2 separate regions of the Homo sapiens genome follow, and region 1 is linked to region 2. The links are chromatin loops, found by intact Hi-C in ENCODE. Cell type or tissue: HepG2. All regions are shown on one strand. Each heading gives the region's core, and the rest is flanking DNA. Links, peaks and the distances in the headings are about the cores only. Region 1 overlaps CXorf58 (chromosome X open reading frame 58). Region 2 has its middle 72 kb from the start of SUPT20HL2.

What was found. Hi-C counts contacts between places; a loop is a spot of excess contacts. Peaks named below come from ENCODE experiments on the same cell type or tissue, not always from the same donor. Only the 100,000 strongest peaks of a DNase experiment are listed, where the experiment ranks them.
Region 1: a loop joins it to region 2, with 5 times the contacts of the local background. A loop is called at or near these places in 19 of 110 quality-filtered maps.

What each region holds. Positions count from the first base shown.
Region 1 is chrX:23,915,770-23,924,107 of GRCh38, reverse strand. It overlaps CXorf58 (chromosome X open reading frame 58), which reads right to left. Exons shown (of 9, transcript NM_152761.3): 4 at 8,314-8,338; 5 at 7,780-7,891. Among named protein-coding and RNA genes, the nearest start is that of CXorf58, 12 kb to the right of the region's middle. In HepG2, for the core only: a CTCF peak has its summit at 4,250 (motif pointing left); a DNase peak (open chromatin) is centred at 4,237.
Region 2 is chrX:24,237,437-24,245,774 of GRCh38, reverse strand. No RefSeq gene overlaps it. Among named protein-coding and RNA genes, the nearest start is that of SUPT20HL2, 72 kb to the left of the region's middle. RefSeq lists an enhancer at 2,965-3,044. In HepG2, for the core only: a CTCF peak has its summit at 3,525 (motif pointing right); a DNase peak (open chromatin) is centred at 3,534; H3K4me3 peaks cover 750 bases.

The sequences.
Region 1 (8,338 bases), core at 173-8,172, 320 kb after region 2:
GTTACTAAAAAAGGGTTTTTAAAATTTTTATTTTTATTTTTTGAGACGGAGTCTTGCTCTGTCACCCAGGCTGGAGTGCAGAGGTGCCATTTCGGCAGACGGCAACCTCCGCCTTCTGGATTCGAGCGATTCTCCTGCCTCAGCCTCCTGAGTAGCTGGGACTACAGGCGTGCACCACCATGCCCAGCTAATTTTTGTTTTCAATAGAGACGGGGTTTCACTATGTTGGCCAGGCTGGTCTCGAACTCCTGATCTTCTGTTCCACCTGCCTCGGCCTCCCAAAGTGTTGGGGTTACGCCCAGCTAATTTCTGTATTTTCAGTAGAGATGGGGTTTCACCATGTTGGCCAGGCTGGTCTCAAACTCCTGACCTCAGGTGATCTGCCTGCCTTGGCCTCCCAAAGTGCTGGGATTACAGGCGTGAGCCACAGTACAAAAGGTATTTATTTAGGGTTTTTTTTTTTTTTTCTGAGACAGAGTCTCCCTCTATCGCCCAGGCTGGAGTGCAGTGGTGCCATCTTGACTCACTGTAACCTCTGCCTCCCGGGTTCAAGCAATTCTCCTGCCTCAGCCTCCTGAGTAGCTGGGACTACAGGTGCGTGCCACCATGCCTGGCTAATTTTTTTTTTTTGTATTTTTAGTAGAGACAATTTCGCCATTTTGGCCACACTGGTCCTGAAATGACCTCAAGTGATCCGCCCACCTTAGCCTCCCCAAAAAGGTATTTATTGACAGGTCCTCCCTACACTGCCCCACTCAGCCACCACCACCAATCTCTCCAAGACCCAGTTTCCTTATGTGTGCAGTGCCTCAGTTGTGTGCCTCATCTGTGTCTGGCCCATTCTGGTCCCTCAGCCAAAGAAAAACATGCCTGGCAGCATAGGGCAAGCTCTCTGCCCACCTGTGAGAGGGGTTTGAGAAATGTTTGCTGTCCAATGGCCAAGATGTTCTTTCTCAGACATCTGCAGTGTATGGCCAAAGTCAAGAAAGTCCTTCTCCATAGGAAGCAATGGGAAAGAAGAGCCTAGAGCCAGGAGAAAAGCAAGGGCAAAAACTAGGCAAAGATTCCAGGATACCAGCCAATCAGGGTAGGATTCAAGAGGCAGGTTCTGTTCTTAGTGGGTGACTCAAAGCGTCAAAGCGGGCCATCTCTAAATCTGGCACTTATCCTGATACTCAGCATCTCTGTGGCCAGAAGCCCCCACAGCTCTGTGGCTATTTGCTGGCCTAGATCCACACTTGGGCTTGTAAAGCTACTCTAGTATCTCAAGACACTTTCCTGTTTCTACTGGGAACTGTCACTCATGGAAGAGGTAATAACTGGTATCCATGCATTGGAACAGTTTCTTGGTTTGGAACAGTCCAATTACATACAGGTTCAGAATAAACAAAACCACCATAACTGCATGGTTGTTTTAACCTCAAAATGTACATAGTACAGTGGAAACACAGAGAAGTGTTCAAGTCTCAGTTATGCTCCTGGCAAGTCTTTCCAACTTCTAGCTTCCTAATAGGGAAAATGGGAATAATGTGTCCCTAACCAGAGTTATTGCAGGGCCATCTAAGAGAATGTGTATGCTGCTGTTTAGCATAGTTCCTAACTCTCAGGAGTGGTTAAGAACTGGGACTTTGGAGGCAGGCTACTAGGTCTTGATCTCGGTTCCTTCATTTTCCAGGTGTGAGACCTTAGGCAAGTTAGTCTTTTTTGTTTGTTTGTTTTTGTTTTTGTTTTTTTGAGACAGACTCTCACTCTGTCACTCAGGCTGGAGTGCAGTGGTGCAATCTCGGCTCACTGCAACCTCCGCCTCCTGGGTTCAAGCGATCCTCCTGCCTTAGCCTCCCGAGTAGCTGGGATTACAGGCACGTGCCACCGCGCTTGGCTAATATTTGTATTTTTAGTAGAGATGGGTTTCACCATGTTGGCCAGGCTGGTCTCAAACTCCTGACCTCAAGTGATCCGCCTGCCTCGGCCTCCCAAAGTGTTAGGATTACAAGCGTGAGCCACAGCACCCGGCCCTCAGTCTTTTTTAAAATGAGGATAATAACAGAAAATACACTGTAGTGTTTATGATAATTAAATAGAGTAATGTGCATAAAATGTTTAAGATCATATTTGATAGAAAGTGCTCAGTAGGCTCAGCACTTTGGGAGGCGGAAGTGGGCAGATCGCTTGAGGCCAGGAGTTCGAGATCAGCCTGGCCAACATAGCAAAACCTCCTTTCTACTAAAAAAAAATGCAAAAATTAGCCAGGCATGGTGGCACATGTCTGTAATCCCAGCTACTCAGCTGGCTAAGACATGAGAATTGCTTGAGCCTGGGAGGGGGAGGTTGCAGTGAGCCAAGATTGCGAGATGGTGCCACTGCACTCCAGCTTTGGCAACAGATTAAGACCTTGTCTAAAAAACAACAACAACAACAACAAAAAACAAAAACACAAAAAACAAAAACAAACAAAAAACACAAAGAGACAAAGAGCAACAGAGTTGAGTAAGCTTAGAGTGAGAAATATTCCATATTTACAAGTTTTCTATCAACCATGAATCCAAGTGTTACCAGAGTTTGAAGCTGAACTAAAGGGAAAAAGGAACCTTAAACTGTTCAAGTTGGGTATGTTCTGATCATTTAAAACCCGTTATGATGTTTAGTGAAAAATTCAAGGTCAATAATATGACCACACTTTTATAATAAGAACAAAATTTAAAAATCTCTATGTGTGTATTTTCATGGGAAACATGAAGGATACACAGCAAACCATTAACAATGACTACCCCAGGAGAGTGAAAGTTGTAGCACAGAAGATAAAGGCACGGAGGCATATTTTTCTATCTGTGGGCTAATTTAAACAAAAATTTAAGTTATTATACAGCATTATGATGGGTTTTAATGCATAAGCAGTGATTTCCAATCACTGCCTCTAAGGTTCTCATTTGCTCAAGCCTGTGTACAGCAAGGGGGTGGCAGGAGTAGACCCAGGAGGATTTCAGTTCTTGAAAAAGCCTCATTATATAATCCTAGGAAAGAAACAATTGATGATATTTTATAGGGGTAACTACAAGCTTATTCTATACATAAATGTGGCATAAATTTATCCTTCAAGTAGGATAAACATATACTTCCACATTTGAAGTTGATCTATATAAATATTAATGTTCTTGAAACACCATATTCCATAATGAAAACATGTAGCTCATTTTCTAGGTGTTTTTTTTTTTTTTTTGGACGGAGTTTTGCTCTTGTTGCCCAGGCTGGAGTGCAATGGTGCAATCTCAGCTCACTGCAACCTCTGCCTCCTGGGTTCAAGCGATTCTCTTGCCTCAGCCTCCCAAGTAACTGGGATTACAGGCGCCCACCACCACACCCGGCTAATTTTGTATTTTAGGTAGAAACGGGGTTTCACCATGTTGGCCAGGCTGGTCTCGAACTCCTGACCTCAGGTTATCCTCCCGCCTCGGCCTCCCAAAGTGCTGGGATTACAGGCATGAGCCACCGAGCCTGGCTTCATTTGATAATTTTCTGAAATAAAGTTAAATTTTCTCTGATACTACCTGAGAACATGGAGAAAAGTGGTCCCTTTTCCTTTTCTAAAACTCTTCAGAGTCAATGCCGCACATGCAGGATCTGATCAGAAACTGCCAGGCTGTGTGGTCTTCTCTCCTGCATACATGCTAGAACTCATGATTTAAGATGGGCCACAGTTTTTGTGTACATTTCCAGAAGGGGGATCTTGCCAGGGTTACAGAAAAATAACCTTTGATATGTGGTTTATAAATGGCCAAATATGAGAATGTCCATCTTTTTAAAACTTAAATATAGTCATGTATAAGGGTCCAAGGAGTAAAACCTGTACTGTAGAGCCTTGCTATTAAAAGTGTGGTTTACATCACAAGCCTATCCGGATTTGCCACCTGCTGACTGTAGAGCCCTTGGGCCTTGAGTAAATGGTAGCCAGGCAGTGGTCACTGTGGGCCTTGGGAGAGACCCAGTGCTATGCTTGCTTCAGGTCCGACCCAGTGCAGTCCCAGTGGTGGTGGTGGCCACAAGGGTGCTTGTTTTACCCGTCCCCCAGCTCCAGGCTGCTCAGTACAGAAAGAGAGAGATTCCATTTATTGGGGGAAAAGTAGGGAAAGAGAACAAAAGTCTCTGCCTGGTAATCCAGGGAATTCTTCCGGATCTTAGCCAAGAACAACAAGGCAGTACTTCTACAAGTCTGCAAGAGCCACAGTGTTACTGGGCTTGGGGTGCCCCCTAATGCAGATATGGCTGCAGTGACCAAAGATTTAGATCACGACACCTGAGTCCCTTTGAATACTTGGAAAGCCTTTTCACGAAGGACAGGTTACAAACAAGCGCAGACTGTAAAGACTACAGTAAATACTACGATACCTAACTCTTCGATGCCCAGACATTGGCAAACATCCATAAGCATCAGGACCATTCAGGAAAACATGACCTCACCAAAGAAACTAAATAAGGCACCAGTGATCAATCCTAGAGAGACAGAGGTATGTAACCTTTCAGATAGAGAATTCAAAATAGCTGTTTTTGTGTTCATGTTCTGACGTAAAAAAACAAAAAACAAACAAAATAGCTGTTTTGAGAAAGCTCAACAAAATTCAAGATAACACAGAGAAGGAATTCAGAAACCTATCAGATAAATTTAACAAAGAGAATGAAATAATTAAAAATAATCGAGCAGAAAGAAATTCTGGAGCTGAAAAATGCAATGGACACACTGAAGAATGCATCAGAGTCTCCTAACAGAGGAACTGATCATGCAGAAGAATTAGTGAACTTGAAGATAGGCTATTTGAAAATACACAATTAGAGCAGACAAAAGAAAACAAATAAAAAAGAATGACTCATGCCTACAAGATCTAGAAAATAGCCTCAAAAGGGTGAATCTAAGAATTATTGGCCCTAAAAAGGAGGTAGAGAGATAGATCAGGGTAGAAAGTTTATTCAAAGGGATAACAGCAGAGAACTTCCCAAATTCAGAGAAAGATATCAATATCCAAGTAAAGAAGGTTACAGAACACCAAGCAGATTTAACCCAAAGACTACCTCAAGGCATTTAATAATCAAACTCCCAAAGGTCAAGGATAAAGAAAGAATCCTAAAATCAGCAAGAGAAAAGAAACAAACAACATACAAAGGAGTTCCAATACGTCTGGCAGCAGACTTCTCATTGGAAGCCTTACAGGCTGAGAGAGTGATGTAACATATTTAAAGTGCTGAAGGAAAAATAAAAACTTTTATCCTAGAATAGTATATGCAGTGGAAATATCCTTCAAACATGAAGGAGAAATAAAGACTTTCTCAGACAAAAGCTTAGGAATTTTGTCAATAACAGACTTGTCCTACAAGAAATGCTAAAGGGAATTCTTCAATCTGAAAGAAAAGGTCATTAATAAACAATAAGAAATCTGAGAGTACAAAATTCACTGGTAATAGTAAGTACACAGAAAAACAGTATTATAACATTGCAATTGTGGTGTGTAAACTACTCATATGTTGAATAGAAAGACTAGAAGATGAACTGATCAAAAATAATAACTACAATAACTTTTCAAGACATAGACAATACAATAAGATATTAATAGAAAAAACAAAAAGTTAAAAAGTGGGGAGATGAAGTTAAAGTGCAGAGTTTTTATTTGGTTTCTCTTTGCTTGTTTGTTATTTTTTTGTTTGTTGAAGCAATCTGTGTTAATCTGTCACCAGTTTAAAATAATGGGTTATAAGATATTGTTTGCAAGCCTCATGGTAACCTCAAATCCCAAAACATACAACAGATACACAAAAAATAAAAAGCAAGAAATTAAAACATACCACCAGAGAAAATCACCTTCACTAAAAGGAAGGCAGGAAGGAAGGAAAGAAGGAAGAGAAGACCACAAAACAACCAGAACAAATATGAAAATGGCAAAACTAAGTCTGTACTTCTCAGTAATAACATTCATGTAAATGGACTAAACTCTCCAATCAAAAGATATAGAGTGGCTGAATGAATTTTAAAAAAAGTGTGGTTTCGAGGTCAGGAGATTGAGACCATCCTGGCTAACATGGTGAAACCCCATCTCTACTAAAAATACAAAAAAAATTAGCCGGGCGTGGTGGCGGGAGCCTGTAGTCCCAGCTACTCGGGAGGTTGAGGCAGGAGAATGGCGTGAACCTGGGAGGCGGAGCTTGTAGTGAGCCAAGATCATGCCACTGCACTCCAGCCTGGGCGACAGAGCGAGACTCCGTCTCAAAAAAATAAAATAAAATAAAATAAAGTGTGGTTTATGGACCAGCAGCAGCGGCAGCATTTTAACAAGATTCCCAGGTGATTCCTATACTGTAGACACAATTTGTGGTGAATATTCATGAAACTTAAAAGTATGATGAGAGTGCCAGGTGTGGTGGCTCACGCCTGTAATCCCAGCACTTTGGGATGCCGAGGCGGGCGAATCACCTGAGGTCAGGAGTTCGAGACCAGCCTGGCCAACATGTTGAAACCCCGTCTCTACTAAAAATACAAAAATTGGCCAGGTGTGGTGGTGCATGCCTGTAATCCCAGCTACCTGGGAGGCTGAGGCAGGAGAATCACTTGAGCCTGGCAGGTGGAGGTTGTGGTGAGCTGAGATCGCACCATTGCACTCCAGCCTGGGCAACAAGAGCAAAACTCTGTCTCAAAATAAATAAAGAAATAAATAAGTATGATGAGAATTCATGTGAAAAAAGGATAAATATTTGAAAGTTCATTTTCTTTCTTTCTTTTTTTTTTTTTTTTTGAGATAGAATCTCACTCTGTTGCCCAGGCTGGGGTGCAGTGGTGCGATCTCAGCTCCCCACAACCTCTGCCTCCAGGGTTCAAGCAATTCTCCTGCCTCAGCCTCCTGAGTATCTGGGATTACAGGCATGCACCACTACGCTTGGCTAATTTTTGTATTTTTAGTAGAGACGGGGTTTCACCATGTTGGCCAGGCTGGTCTTGAACTCCTGACCTCAGGTGATTCGCCCGCCTTGGCCTCCCAAAGTGCTGGGATTACAGGCATGAGCCACCGTGCCTGGCTGAAAGTTCATTTTCAATAGCATAGTCCAGACCATTTTTTTTCTAAATGTGCTACCAGAATCAAAGAAATAATAACATTCCATTAAAACAAATAAAATGGCATTAAATTAAATGTTCTGCATAATTTAAGAGCCCTGACCAATTTTAGTCTTTTTTTTTTTTTTGAGACAGAGTCTCACTGTGTCGCCCAGGCTGGAGTGCAGTGGTACGATCTTGGCTCACTGCAGCCTCCACCTCCTGGGTTCAAGTGATTCTCCTGCCTCAACCTCCCGAGCAGCTGGGATTACAGGCATGTGCCACCATACCTGGCTAATTTTTATATCTTTAGTAGAGATGGGGTTTCACCATGTTGGCCAGGCTGGTCTCAAACTCTTGACCTCAGGTGATCTGCCCGCCTCGGCCTCCCAAAGTGCTGGCATTACAGGCATGAGTCACTGCGCCTGGCCTAGTCTATTATTAACAAATAAAAATTTTAATACATAAAAATGGATGGATATTTTCTAGAGCCTTAATTAAGTAATTCACTCCAAATGTCTTTTTTTTTTTTTTTTTTAGCTAGTAAGTGGAGACACTTTGAAACATGGTGCTTAAAAAAAAACACACTACCTACCTGGTGGGCTGTTTCATGGTGAAATAACTTATTCTGTATAATTTGAATGCAATTCAGATACTATGTAGATGTTAAAAAGCTAAGTTAACATAAAATGTACATCATGAAACGTCACCTTACTTGACGGCATTAATACATTTTTTCCACTAAAATACTTGTAACCATGGCCATCAGTATGAAGAAAAATTTTAAACACGATGAAAGGTGGAAACGTTTCACCTCTAAATCTGAAATAAAGATAAAAATTTAGTTATTTGGCATCAGGTTTTGGGCTCAGTTGCTTTTCCCCCTTATACTTAAGATAGTTCATATAGTTTCTTGCATACAGGGTAAAGGCTATGTCAGAGCATGTAAAGAATTGGTAATGAAATGGATCACATAGGATGTAAGACCCACACTTTGGTGTACTCACAACTATTCTCATACCTGTGTAAGACTGAATACAGAATGGGAGATGAGAGCTACTCTCATGGCAACTTTTAGCCACAGAGTCATGCCTCGGTTTCTTCACATAACAAATGTAAATAAGAATAACACATTTACTTTGTAATTAAGTTCTGAGAAGTTACAAGAATTTAAAAAATCCATATCTAAGATTTCCTCATATTAACTAAGTACTTCTTGAAATAAATCAGCATAGATACATTACCTGAATCTAATTTTACACTGCATAG
Region 2 (8,338 bases), core at 22-8,021:
TATAAATGAAGTGTTCTAGAGTCCTTGCATTGTCTGGGAAGTAGGCAAAAATGCCAGTTAACATTAGACTTCAACAAATCTAAAATGCATGTTGCAATCTTACAACTACAGCCCATCAGTTTTACTCCTGGGTACGTGCCCAAGAAAAATGTGTGAGCATGTGCACCAAAAGAGAAGTGTAAGAATGTTCCTAGCAGCAGTATTCGAGATAGCCCCAGATGTCGATAGAGAAAAATAAATTGTAGTAGATTCATCCAATGGAACAAAACAGAATCAGGGAGTTCCAGAAAGTCTCCATGGTTTGACAGTCTTTCCCAGCACTGCCTCTGGAATGAATAGACTTGCTTCACTCCGTTTAGGATTAAAGGATTAAAAGTTCCGGAGGAGTGAGTCACCCTCACATACTTTCGGCAACATGCTGGCACCTTGGCTCTGTTGAAGAGATTAGAGGAAGAATCTGGAAGATGTTGCCTTCAGGGGCCTCTTCATTTCTGTAGTGAGAGTTCTGCTAGATCCTCGATTTATCATTCCACCAAGATGGTGCACACCTAGGGAACTGGCCAGAGGTGATCATGCGTGCTGTCAGGAAGGATGAATGGATGTGGGTGGTACCGCCTTCCCCCACGGAATAGTCCATCCCTTTGGACATAGCTTCCCATAGATAAACTTTCCAAAATTCTGTTGCCTAAAATAATGTGATTTTTTCCTCTTACAACGGAAAGTGGACTCACATTTCCCAAAGAGAGACACACCAAAGTCTCTTCCATTTCTGCACCTACCTCCAAGATAAAGATCTTTGGATCAGACCTCTGCCTCTTCTAATTTCATCACAATTCTGTAACCTATGGTCTAAATAGCAAGTTTATCCACATTGAGGAAAAAGGAGCCAAAGAGATGAGAAATTGTTTATGAACATATATATTTGGCAAGGAAGAAAATTCGAGGATCAGCAACAGTCTTTGTGTTTGCAAGTAGCTATGAGGCTCCTGTCCTCTCTCATGCAATCCAAATTCCTCTTCCCTTGCTGGTGTGAGGTGATCCAAGCTTTACTTCCTGAGGGTCCATGCCCTTGTTAGTCCTGCCTGTTTGGGTATTCAGTGGTATTCCATTAACTGTTACCTAGGGACGCCCCCTGAGTTCCAGCCATCCTCTGTCCTACCCCCATGGTGCAACAGCAACCTATTTTGATTTTGCACTGATTGGAGGCCATCAGTCCAGCCAATGTCCTAACCCTGTTGTCATTGCCTTCACACAGTGGGTGTGAGCAAGCACTTTGTGGACTGCATAACCCCAGTGGCTCTCTTTAGATTGGTGACCTTGCTGAAAGCAGTGGCTCCTCCTCACCCCAGAGGGAGAGGCTGTCTGTGATCTCAGTTTCTCACAGTCTCCTCCAGTGCCATCAGCAATGGCAGCTCATGTTCTCAGAACTGGTATGCAACTCCCCCAAGTAGTTGGCACCAAGGCTCAAATCCAATCCCCACCCCCACACCCCCACACAGACACACACAACTCCTCTCATAGGAGCCCTGTAAAAAGGGAGAGGACCTGCCAATTAATATATGAAAAGATTGTCAGCCTCACTAATAACCAGGGGAATGCAAACTAAAACAACAAGAAATCATTTTCACCTGCCAGATTGGAAAATATGACATTTTGGCAAAGATTGGGGCAAACAGGCAATTTCATTACTGCAGGAAGTATAAATTGGCACGGTCATTTTGGTGAGCAATTTGGGAGTGTGTCTAAGTCTTTAAAATGTTCACATGATTTCCCCTCCCCTCCCCAACATTTCCTGTCTTAGGTGTCTTCCCTAGAAAAGGACACTCTGACATGGACAAGCAGGCGGTGTTCACTGTAGCATCGTGTGGAAAAAATGAAAATCTAGAAACAACCTATAAGTCATCAGTGGGAAAATAAGTTTTCATTTTTTTATAGCTAAGAATTAACTAGATCCACATGTAGCAACAGGGATTTCAAAACTGAATGAGATGGTTGAGTGGAAAAAAGTGAGTAATGAAAAAAGTGAATGATATGGAAGGAGAGTATCATTGTTGCAAAAACAAACACATGTGTTTATGTAATTTTTTTTTTTTAGGTCTGGAAAGATTTACTCCAAACTCATAACTGAGGGTGGGGACAGGTGGGGAGGAGAGGGACCTAGATTGAGTTACTGTCAAAGAGGACTCTATTTATAACGTACTTATTTTCATAAGGAGAGTGTATTCATGTTATACTCTTGCAACAGAAAATTAATGATTAAAAAAAAAAATACATGTTCCTCTGGAAAGTGTACCTAACCTTCGAACACTCATTCACATGGTATATGATCAAGATTTACCTTTTGTGACATCTTTGCAGGACTACAGACTGAGTGGCCCCAGAAGCGTCCAAAAGTTTTCCCCTGGGAACACAAGGTCTAACAGGCTAAACGAGCAAGCACAGTAGAAAGTTTTTACTGAGGCTTATGAAGCCAAATTCAAACAGGAAACTTCTAAAGCTTTTGAAAATCCATCAGAATTAGTTTGGGCCCCTGAATTAGTTACCTACTGCTGCATAACAAATTATCCTAAAACGTAATGGCTCAAAACGACACATTTCTTTTCTCACAGTTTCTATGCTGCAGGAATCAGGGTCTCTCCCAGGGCTGCAATCAGAATGTTCACCGGGGCTACTGGCTCATCTAAAGGTTTCACAAGGGAAGGATCTGTTTGCAAATTCACTCACGTGGTTGTTGGCCAGATTCCGTTTCTCACAAGCTGTTGGACTAAGGGCCTTGGTTCCCCTGAGGGCGTCAGTTTCTTGCTGGTTGTTGGCCAGAAGCTGTTCTCAGTTCCTGGCCATGTGAACCTCTGCATGGGGTGGTTGACAGCATGGTAGCTGGCTTCCTCAGAACAAGCACGCAAGAGGCATCAGAGACAGTTTGCAATCAAGACAGAAGCCACAGTCTTGGCCAGGCGTGGTAGCTCATGCCTGTAATCCCAGCACTTTGGAAAGCCGAGGTGGGCGGATCACTTGAGGACCAGAGTTTGAGACCAGCCTGGCCAACATGGCAAAACCCTGTCTTCACAAAAAAATACAAAAATGAGCTGGGAGTGGTGGCATGTGCCTATAGTCCCAGCTATTAGGGAGGATGGCTTGAGCCCGGGAGGTTGAGGCTGCAGTGAGCTGTGACCATGCCACTGCACTCCAGACTCAGCGACAGAGCACGACCATGTCTCAAAAAAAAAAAAAAAAAAAAAAAGGTCACGGTGTTTTGTAACCTAATCTCAGATGGGACATCCCATCATTTTTGTCCTATTCTGTTCATTAGAAGCAAGTCACTAGTGTAGCCCACACTCAGGGGATCCAGGTCAGAAGCTGCCTGTCATAGCCTCATGGGAATTCTGTGTTCCGTTCCAGCTGTGTTAACATGGGGCTAGTGGGAGTGGGATAGGGGGAAGGGAAGGGAGGGAATACTCGCTTCCAAAAGAGTCCTGAAAGAGAATTTCTGATGTTGTCAGAGAAAATATTAGTATATCCAGTAGGTGGCACCCATCACTGTGAACAAGGGTCCCCAGCCCCTTGAGAATAGCACCTAACACAACAAACTCTGGTAATAAAGATTTAAGCAGCCAATCAAATATTCTTGTTAATAGGGAATTTTTGCGTATTATGCAATTGTTCTTTAAAAAATTATGATTAATTTCCGTTCTGTTACCATTCTAAGTGATTTAGATGATTTTCAAATTTTCTTGCAGATTTTGACACGTATGGTGGCAAATTATAACGACATGTAAGGTTTTTGCACGCAAGCCAGGATGTTTTACTAAGAGAACAGTCATTCTACACTAAGGGTCCCTTAAGTTAGCATCACAACTGATAAATTCAACATGTGATCATTTGTGCCTAACAAAATATACTTCAAAAAAACGTGGCTGCGCCATTCACAATGTACCAATTCATAACTTTTAAACCTTTCTTCATATGGCTAAAATATCTAGGTTGTTATTAAAGATAATCTAGCAGTGCTTTTCTACCTATTGTATGTGACTTATTCGTGGATCAAAATAACTTGGTGGATTTTGATAAGTAAATTTATATCACAATATTTCTTGGTAAATGGTAAAATGTACATATCCTAAAATATATCATTGTAATCACTTTAAGTGTACAATTCTGTGGCATTATGTATATTTAAAATGTTGTTTAGATCAGATGCGGTGGCTCACGCCTGTAATCCCAGCACTTTGGGAGGCCAAGGCGGGTGGATCACCTGAGGTCAGGAGTTCAAGACCAGCCTGGCCAACATGGTGAAACCCTGTCTCTACAAAAATTAGCCAGGCACAATGGAGGGTGCCTGTAATCCCAGCTACTCAGGAGTCTGAGGTGGGAGAATCGCTTGAACCCTGGAGGCAGAGGTTGCAGTGAGCCGAGATAGCGCCACTGCACTCCAGCCTGGGCAACAGAGTAAGACTTCATCTCAAAAAAAAAAAAAAAAAAAAGTTGTTTAAATATCACCACTATCTATTTCTAGAGCTTTTTCATCATCCCAAGCAAAAACTGTAGCATAGGCAATAGTTTCCCATTCTTTCTCTCCCCAGCCCCTGGTAACCTCTATCCTTCTGCCTCTATGAATTTGCCTATTCCAGATGTTTCATATAAGTGGATAATATATTATTTGTCCTTTTACATCTGGTATGTTTCATTTAACACAACATTTTCAAGGTTCATTCATGTTGTAACATGTATCAGAACTTTAGTTCCTGTTTTCAATTCTTTGGGGTATATACCTCAGATTGGAAGTATTGGATCATATGGTAATTTTTTTTTTTTTTTTTTTTGAGACAGTCTTCACTCTGTTGCCTAGGCTGGAGTGCAGTGGCATGATCTCGGCTCACTGCAATCTCCACCTCCTGGGTTCAAGCGATTCTCCTGCCTCAGCCTCCCAAGTAGCTGGGACTACAGGTATGCACCGCCACGCTCGGCTGATTTTTGTATTTTTAGTAGAGACGCAGTTTCACCATGTTGGCCAGGCTGGTCTCGAACTCCTGACCTCAAATGATCTGCCCACCTTGGCCTCCCAAAGTGCTGGGATTACAGGTGTGAGCCAGGCCGGATCATATGGTAATTCTATGTTTAACTTTTTAAAAACCACCATACTGTTTTCCACAGCAGCTGCAACGTTTTACATTCCTACCAGCAATATACAAGGGTTCCAATTTCTCTGTATCCCCATAACACTTGTTATTTCCATTTTTTTATAATAACCATCCTGGTGGGTATGAAGTAACATCTCATTGTGGTTTTAATTTGCATTTACCTAATGACTAATGACGTTGAGCATCTTTTCATGTGCTTTTGGTCCATGTCTAAGTCTTCTTTGGAGAAATGTCTATTTAAGTCTTTTGCCCATTTAAAAATTGGGTCGTTTGCTTGTACTTGAGTTGTAGGAGTTCTTTATATTTTTTGGATATTAAACCCTCATCATATGTATGATTTTCAAAACTTTCCCCCATCTTTTCACTTTCTTGATAATGTCCCCTGAAACATGCAAGCTTTTAATTTAGATGAAGTTCAATTTATCTATTTTTTCTTTTGTTTCTTGTGCTTTTAGTGCCATATTTAGATAAATGAATGTCTTCATGAAATACAATAGAAAAATCACAATGTGGCCAGGCACAGTGTCTCATGCTTGTAATCCCAGCACTTAGGCCAAGGCGGGTGGGTCACTTGAGCTCAAGAGTTCGAGACCAGCCTGGGCAACATGGGGAAACCTTGTCTCTACAAAAAAAATATAAAAATTAGCCAGGCATGATGGTGTACACCTGTAATTCCAGCTACTCAGGAGGCTGAGGTGGCTGAGGTAGGAGGATCATTTGTGCCTGGGAGGCGGAGGCTGCAGTGAGCTATAATTATCCAACTGCACTCCAGCCTGGGCGACAGAGGAGACCCTGACTCAGAAAAAATCAGACTGGGCGCGGTGGCTCATGACTGTAATCCCTAATCCCAGCACTTTGGGAGGCCGAGGCAGGTGGATCACCTGAGGTCAGGAGTTCAAGACCAGCTTGGCCAACATGGTGAAACCGTCTCTATTAAAAATAAAAAAAATGAGCCTGGTGTAGTGGCAGGTGCCTATAGTCCCCAGCTACTCGGGAGGCTGAGGCAAGAGAGTCGCTTGAACCCGGGAGGCAGAGGCTGTAGTGAGCCGAGACTGTACCACTGCACTCCAGCCTGGGCAACAGAGTGGGACTCTATCTCAAAAAAAAAAAAAAAAAAAATTCACGATGCCTTACACATAGGGTAAACATTGTTTAATGAAACTCTTGTCTCAGTTACCTGTATCATGAATGAACATCTATGTAAAATGTATTTCTTCTTACAGGTCACAGTGAACATTTTTTGAAATTCATCAACGTGGAGTAATTCCCTGTCACATACTTAAATATTCTCCTTCTTCCTTCTACTTAAACACAGAAGCCTGTCACGGTGGGGAGCTTGCGCCCTTCCAAGGCAGCCTCCTGGCATTTAGATACAAATTTCAAATGGATCACATGCACCTAAATCCCTTCCAAATGACTGAAATCACAGGAAAAAAATTTTTTAATTATTTATGTATAATACCACTAGAAAGCCAAACACTATAAACCAAAAGATTTGAGGAACTCTTGAAGGAAAAACAGAAGGTGAGAACAAACCCAAGAGGAAACTGAGGAAGGAGACTGGAAAAATTGGGGAGCAATAGATGGAGTGTGCAGGGGTCATGGGACAATCTTCCAGGTGGTTAATTTGAAGACTACATGTGGAATATTCTCTCTCTTTCTCTCCCTCTTTCTCTCCCTTTCCCTACCCTCCCACCTCCGCCCCCGCTCAGCCCCCTCTTCGCCCCCTCTCCTCTCTCCCATTTTCTCTAAGGGCTTGTGCTTACTCTTTGCCTAAAACTGCCCCCGGGGCCACCATTCCCCAAGTGACAAAGGCAGCCCCACTCCACTCAACCCCATAATCCTCAAAACAAGCTTCTCCATCAGAGCCAGCATCCGTAGCCGCAAAAGCAGAAGATCTCACACAGCAAAAGGAGCACACAGACAAAAACCACAGGACACCTGAAGAAATCCATTGCCACGAAAGACAGGCACCAAGCTCAACCAACACAAGGAACAGCTTATGGAGAGATAGTTTTGTGTGTTTTTTTTCTTTCCACTCCACCTCAAGGAGCCTGCCACATCCCAAGTTAGGGGTGATAAGAGGGCTTTTTAAAAACGTAACTGATCACACCTGTAATCCCAGCATTTTGGGAGGCCAAGATGGGAGGATTACTTGAGGCCAGGGGTTTGAAACAGCCTGGGCTTAATATAGTGAGACCCCATCTCAAAAAAAAAAAACTAATTAAATGTTGAGAAGGAGACACGAACTCTTTCAGCATAATTAAGTTCAAAATATACACCAACAGGAAGTTCTCCTTCACAGAAATGTCTGATTGCTTTATAACTATTTCACCCACAAGTCACGGCATCACGATGAACTCTTCCACTGTCGACTTCCACCTTCAGGACCCTAAAGGTTTCTCCCCCTCACCTCTATCCAAGAGGGAAAGTGGATGGGCTACAATGTAACTGACAGTCCATGACAGAAGAGGAGACAGGAAGATGAAAGAGGATAACAGATAAAAAGACTAAGGAATATGGGGAAAGGGACAAAGATGGGAAGGAAATGGTTCAAGGAGGTCACTCTCTACTGACTGAAGGACCGGACACAGGTACATAAGATGAGTTGAATGGATAAGGGCCAACCTTCCAAGATCTTTAGACTCCATATGGCACAGAAGATGAAGGAAATAACCAACTTCGTATGTTTCCTTGGCTGAGGGTGTGGGCATGCTACACGTTTTACCTCTCTAATCACCCAGAATACTTTGCTTTTTCCCAAGTAGAAGACAAAGACAGGAAAAGGTCATGCAGGGGATAGTTCTTGACTGTCCTGTCCCTTCTCCAGCAAAGCAAGGGGCATAGGGCCTGGGTTATATTTGGAGTGCTGTAAACCATCTTTGGGGTTTAAGGTCTGATATTCAGATGGACTTCAGATTAAAAGTTGCATGCTGGCTGGGTGTCGTGGCTCACACCTGTAATCCCAACACTTTGAGAGGCTGAGGCAGGAGGATCACTTGAGCCCAGGAGTTCGAGACCAGCCTGGGAAACATGGTGAAACTCCACCTCTGTAAGCAAAATAATAAAAAATTAGCCGGGCATGGTGGTGCACACCTGTAGTCCCAGCTACTTGGGAGGCTGAGGCAGGCAGATTGCTTGAACCCAGGAGGTCAAGGCTGTGGTTAGCCGTGATCTCACCACTGCACTCTAGCCTGGGC